2 separate regions of the Mus musculus genome follow, and region 2 is linked to region 1. A link is a contact called in ENCODE POLR2A ChIA-PET data. All regions are on one chromosome and are shown on one strand. Each heading gives the region's core, a stretch centred on a gene start or an enhancer-like site at or near the end of the contact. The rest is flanking DNA. Distances are from core to core; before and after follow the strand shown.

What was found. ChIA-PET counts read pairs that join two places held with the same protein, here RNA polymerase II (POLR2A).
Region 2: POLR2A ChIA-PET joins it to region 1 with 16 read pairs in embryonic stem cell. The contact joins the enhancer-like site here to the promoter of Tia1 in region 1. POLR2A ChIA-PET finds 5 or more read pairs at or near these places in 4 of 5 experiments (Patski and embryonic stem cell).

What each region holds. Positions count from the first base shown.
Region 1 is chr6:86,402,963-86,405,765 of GRCm38, reverse strand. It overlaps Tia1 (cytotoxic granule-associated RNA binding protein 1), which reads right to left and starts at 1,547. Exons shown (of 13, transcript NM_011585.4): 1 at 1,244-1,547. The coding sequence starts at 1,269. n-TGccc4 (a tRNA gene) reads right to left here and starts at 1,873; the gene lies at 1,803-1,873.
Region 2 is chr6:86,470,274-86,473,053 of GRCm38, reverse strand. C87436 (expressed sequence C87436) reads right to left here. Exons shown (of 10, transcript NM_001364557.1): 10 at 2,666-2,780. It overlaps A430078I02Rik (RIKEN cDNA A430078I02 gene), which reads left to right. Exons shown (of 3, transcript NR_131126.1): 2 at 153-261; 3 at 565-2,777. Among named protein-coding and RNA genes, the nearest start is that of A430078I02Rik, 9.2 kb to the left of the region's middle. Within about 2 kb of position 1,478, at least 1 of the 3 ENCODE cell types and tissues checked has a DNase peak (open chromatin) inside an H3K27ac peak, as active enhancers do.

The DNA of each region.
Region 1 (2,803 bases), core at 298-2,797:
AGGCAGAGGCAGACAAATCTCTGAATTTTAGGCCAACCTGGTCTGTAATAGTGAGTCTGGGACAGCCAGAGATACACCCTGTCTCAATAAAACAAAACAAACAAAAGAAAAAAGAAATTGAAAATGGGCGAGGGGAAAAAGAATAACGTATCTGTACTTCAGAACAATTTTAATAACTAGAAAATGTCAAAAAGAACCCTAAATGTACATAGCTCTAAAAGTACCAGGATTCTAGAAATAAAAAGCTATGGCAGGAACTAGGTGCAGAGTTAAGGCCCGTAACATGATACATGTTCATCCTACTTCATTTATATGAACTATATGCACGATACATCAAGTTGCAATCTTCAAATATACCGGGAGAAAAAAACAACAACCAAAACCCACAATTTCTTGAGCTTTTCTTTTTTGCCCTGTGAAACCCAACAAAGGCACAACCGCCTCAACCCGTGCGTTGAAAAACAAAGAATGCAAGGGGAAGTTACATGACAAAGACAATATCCTAGACTCGAGTTACAAAATATTCACTAAAGATGCTTACACCTGACTGACCACAGTTACTCCATTAATAAAAATGTCAACCACTAGTCGCAAATGGTGGTAAATATGTTTTAATGAAACCCACTTTCCCTCGGTAGATGCATCCCTCCGAGTGAGATTTCCATTTTTTAAGAACGGTTTCAACATCCTTGGGTGTCCAGTTAGGTTTTTTGGTCGAGGGTCAGGGGAGTACTACAGAGGGAAAGCCGAAGACCTTCGAGAAAGATGTCTGGCTTTTTTTTTTTTTTTCTTTCCAGTTCTCAACTGCAAGTATAAAGTTTTTAACCTCAGCCTTCAAGAATTAAAAATGAAAAAAATCCTACCAAAAGAAAAGAGAAAGGACGTTCCAGATGGAAATCTGGAAAAGATTCATCGAAAAGAGGGGGCGGGGAAAAAAAGGACGCAAGCATGGGACTCCAGGAGGACGTGCCGAGTCCTGAGGAGAGCTTTGAATGAAAAGTCCTTCCTCCAGGTCTGGGGGCCGCGGGTGCAGCCAGCCGAGGGGTGACAGGGGCCGAGCCCCTCTCCCGCCATCGTCCTCTCGGCCCGGCTCGGCTCTAAGCATCCTGGCGTGCGCACGGGAGGGAGGAACCACCACAGCGCGGCGTCCACGGAGAACAATAGGCTGCAGAGAGGCGCAGGGCCGCGGCCTCCCTACGGGGCGACCACCATCCCGCCTCCCTCAACGCTGCTCCAGACTCACAGAGTCTTGGGCATCTCGTCCTCCATGGCTGCTGCGGTCGCGGCGGCACCTCAGGGTCCAGCTCCCTGCCCTTCGCTACCTCCCAAATCCTTGAGGCGGGCTATGGCTGCGGAAGAGCCGGCCTCCTCGCTTGACCGGAGGCTACTTCGCTTTCTTCTTTGGCAGCGATTACACAAAAAAAGGCCCGGCCTACCGCGAACAATGAAACCCCGATCCAAGATGGCGGCGAGCCGGACGCCTAGGAGCCGGCAGCCGAGTGACCCGTGCCGCGCATGCGCACAGCCAGCTAGCATGCTCACCCTCCTGGCAGCCGGGTTTAGGCTTCAAGGACGGGGTTCACTTGGTGCGCAGCCGCGCTGCCACCAGGCAAGGGATGGCTCAGAGTGCGCAGACGCAATGCCAGTAGTTTAGGATTTCTGTAGTTTCAGAGCGGAGTGTTTCATTTGTGAATTATATAGTGAAATTAAAAATCCTTGGGGAGGTTAAAGAAATAAAATAGCAGGTGTTTTTCTAGCAGGAAAATTTTCTTTTTGCACACTATTTAAAGAGAGAAAAGACATGCGCCGCCCGGGAATCGAACCCGGGTCGCAAGAATGGGAATCTTGCATGATACCACTACACCAGCGGCGCTGTTGAGGATTTGGGCGTCCGAAAACTCATAGGAGATACGTTAGTATCTCTGCCTATTGGATTCTTGATTTATGTAAATGAAAATTAGAACGAATTGATACTTGCACTTTTTCCGTTGCTTTATGAAACGATTCATTCTTTCTCATACCAATGCTGTTGAGTGGCTGTTTGAGAAAAATCTCGACTTTCATTTTTGCTTATTATTTAGAAGTAAGAGTTGTGGTAAGAAAATAAGGTCTACTTGACAATAAGCAATACTTTGCGAGCAGGAATCATATTTATGTCTGGATTTCTTTTGTATACCCAATGTAATCGAAAAGCTGGTAATAACAGAGTTACTGTTGCAAATTGGTGAGAAGAATCTCAACAGTCAGCCCTTGCTTAGGGTTCAGAGTTATGGCTCTGGAATGTGGTTCCGGTACTTTTTTTTATCCTTTCTTATTACACTATACATATTATGTAAAGCATTTATTAAAGACGTGAAAGTTTTTGTATCCAATGTCGTTCTTTTACATCAGTGGTCCTCAAGATTCCTAATGTTGCGACCTTTTAATACAGTTCCTGGCATTGTAGTGACCCCAACCATAACAGTACTTTTGTTGCTACTTCATAACTGTAATTTTGTTACTGATATGAATTGTAATGTAAATACTTTCAGCGATAGAGGGGTGGTAAAGGGGTCGCGACCCACAGGTTGAGAACCAATTGCGTACTCTGCCATATTTGGGATTCCCTCTCTCTTTCCTTCTTCCTCCCTCCTTTCCTTCCTTCTTTTCTTTCAACTTTTCTGTTTTTCAAGACAGGGGGTCTCTGTGCAGAACTGGCTGTCCTGGAATTAGCTCTGTAGACTAAACTAGCTTCAAACTCAAAAGATCCTCTTGCCTCTGCCTCCCTAATGCTGGGATTAAAAGCATGAGCCACCACCACCCC
Region 2 (2,780 bases), core at 229-2,728, 67 kb before region 1:
CCTTTGCCACCCAGAGGGCTCGAGGCTTACTGGGGCGGTAAAGAGGAAAATCTTCTATTAACAGTCAGGGAACAGAACACAAAACCTTCCCGGGTTTGGTTAAGGTTAGGGACTACCAAGTCTTTTGAGGTACCATTCCTTTTGTTCCTGAGGTGATTGATGGTGGTTAAAGGAGGCAGAACGTGGCTGCCCTGGAGGAAGGTCTACTGCGGGAAGGAGCCACAGACACCTTGGAGGCCTCAAGAGCTGTGCTAGTGTAAGGTGCGTTGGAGGGGAAAGGAGGGCAGGCTTTCTAAGTCCCTCCTACTATCTCCTCCTTTCTCTCCCACCCCTCCTTCTCGCCTCTCCCCTTAAACAATCCCCTCCCCCAACTCTTCCGGCCTTCCCCTCGTCTCCACACTTCCTTCCTTCCCGGCTCTCCCCTACCCCCTCTCCGCACCCCCTTCCCATCTTCAGCCACTTTCCTCTACCCCCCACCTCTTTTACATCTTCCACCCCTTCCTACTCCCTTCGGCCCTTCTCCCCTACCCATCCCCCTCGTCTCCCTTGTCTCCTCCCCTCCAGCTCGACACTCGGCGGTCGCCACGTCCCCAGCCCCGCCCACGCGAGCTCGCAGGGAACCCCGGTGACGTCACCACCCGCAGCGCCCTCCTTCCCGCGCTCTCCAGAAAGGACGCGAAGGTGGTGACGTGTCCGGAGCGCCAGCGCGGCTGTGCACAAAGCGCGTGACCAACCTGCGGCGCCGCCTGGCGGAAGAACAGTGGCGGTGTGGCTGGAAGCGACGTGCGGCGGCAGCGTGGTGACGTCACCTCGCGGGGCCACGTGACCGCGTGCTGTTCCGGCTTCTCCCCTCTACCGGTGTGGGCAGAAACGTGGCTTCTTTACTTGCTCTACTTGGTCTCCTGAAACTGCCTGGCTGCTTGGTCGCGCTGCGGGTCATGGGAAGTTTGAGGATCATACTCATTCTCTGCCCTTGTCATTAACCGAAATTGTGTCTCAGGATGGGCCAGAAAGCACCATCTTCAGCCACATCAGCAGATCGCATGTGATGCTCTGTGTCATTATGCAGACGTGGAGTTTACGAACTAGTCCAGAGTATCCCGAGTATCCCGAGTCATTCAGGAGCGCAGTCCAGGCCTCAGCCATAGCTGCTGGACCCACACCAAGCCGTAGAAGGGAAGGCAGGAAGGAAGTCACAAATCCTTTTGGGAACCAACCTTGTTATTTGAAAGGCAGTTTTTCACATAGCACTTCGTACAGTGTCAGGGTGCTTCCTAGAAATGCAGGTCTTGGACCTTGCCTTAAAGCTTACAATTCAGATAGACACTTTTGTTGACACGGGGTCTCACCTTGGCTGACCTGGTTCTATGTAGACAAGGTTGCCCTTGAAGGTGTGCACCATAGTGACCAGCTAGAATATACATTTCAACAAGATCCCAGAGTGAGTCCTATAAGTACTGGTTTGACAGATTACTGTGCATCAAGCCCTACCGTGAAAATGGTAATATCAAAGTCACAGGCCTGCCCCAAGTTAAGCCCCAACTGAATGGACAGTTGGCTAGAACTGTCCCAAGGGCTTGTATGGCCTGGCCACACCCCATTTCCACAAGGTGCTTGTCCAGCCTTTACTGTAAACACAAGGCACCCCCCCCCCCCTCCAAGCAGGTTGGAGCTGGGTGTTTCGTCATTTACAATTAAAACAGAGTTATCAGTTATAAGACATTCCTATCAAGGGGCTGGAGAGATAGATGGTACAGCAGTTAGGAGTATTGGCTGCTCTTCCAGGGGACCTAGGTTCCCAGCACCTACATGATGGTTCACAATCCTCCCTAACTTCAGTTGCAGGCGCTCCAACAACCTTTCCTGATTTCCCAAGGCACCAGGCACCCATGTGTTCATATATACATGTTGGCAAAGCATGAGAGAGAGAGAAAAAAAACCCCTGCATATCAAACCAATGTATTTCAAGTTGAAAGAATATATACGTAGAAGTAAACTAAACATAATTTTAGTACTGTGTAGAACTCAATCTGTAGCCCCAGTGAGACTTCAGGAAGAGTAATTCCTAGAACCCAGGGAAAAATGAAGACTCAGTGGGAAAACTGACTGGCATGATAGTGTAAAGGGAAGTCATGGCAGGTGTGTAGAAAATGCTTCCTCCTCTCCTAGAAGGCAAATCTTCACTTCCTCCACCATCTTAGTTCTAGGATGAGTGAACCTAGAACTTTTGAATTTTATCAGCTGCTTTTAAAAAACAAAAAAAAAAAACAGGTTCTCACTTTGTAGTTCTTGCTGTCCTAGAACTCACTGTATAGATCAGGCTGGCCTCAAACTCAGAGATCTGTCTGCCTCTGCCTCCCGAGTGCTCAGCTGCTCTTAATTTTGAATAATAATAATGATAAAATAATAACAATAAATTTAAAAATGCCTTTAATCCCAGAACTTGGGAGGTAGAGGCAGATGAATTTCTTGAGTTCTAGGCCAGCCTGGTCTACTGAGTTCCAGGACAGCCAGGGCTACACAGAGAAACCTTGTTGTGTGGGGTGGGTGGGTGGAGGTGGTGGTGAATATGTGTTGCTGATCCCCTGGCACTGCCTACTTTCCTGTTGACAAGATAAATTCTCCCACAGGTTCTAATTGTAAAATCATGACATCAATGGCACCATTTGGAAAAACTAGTGACACTGTACTTTATTTTGTTATCAGAATAAAGAGTGATTGGAGCTCTTGGGCAGAGAGAGAGGACCCTGCTCGGCCCAGGGCATCGTTAACTTTCCAAC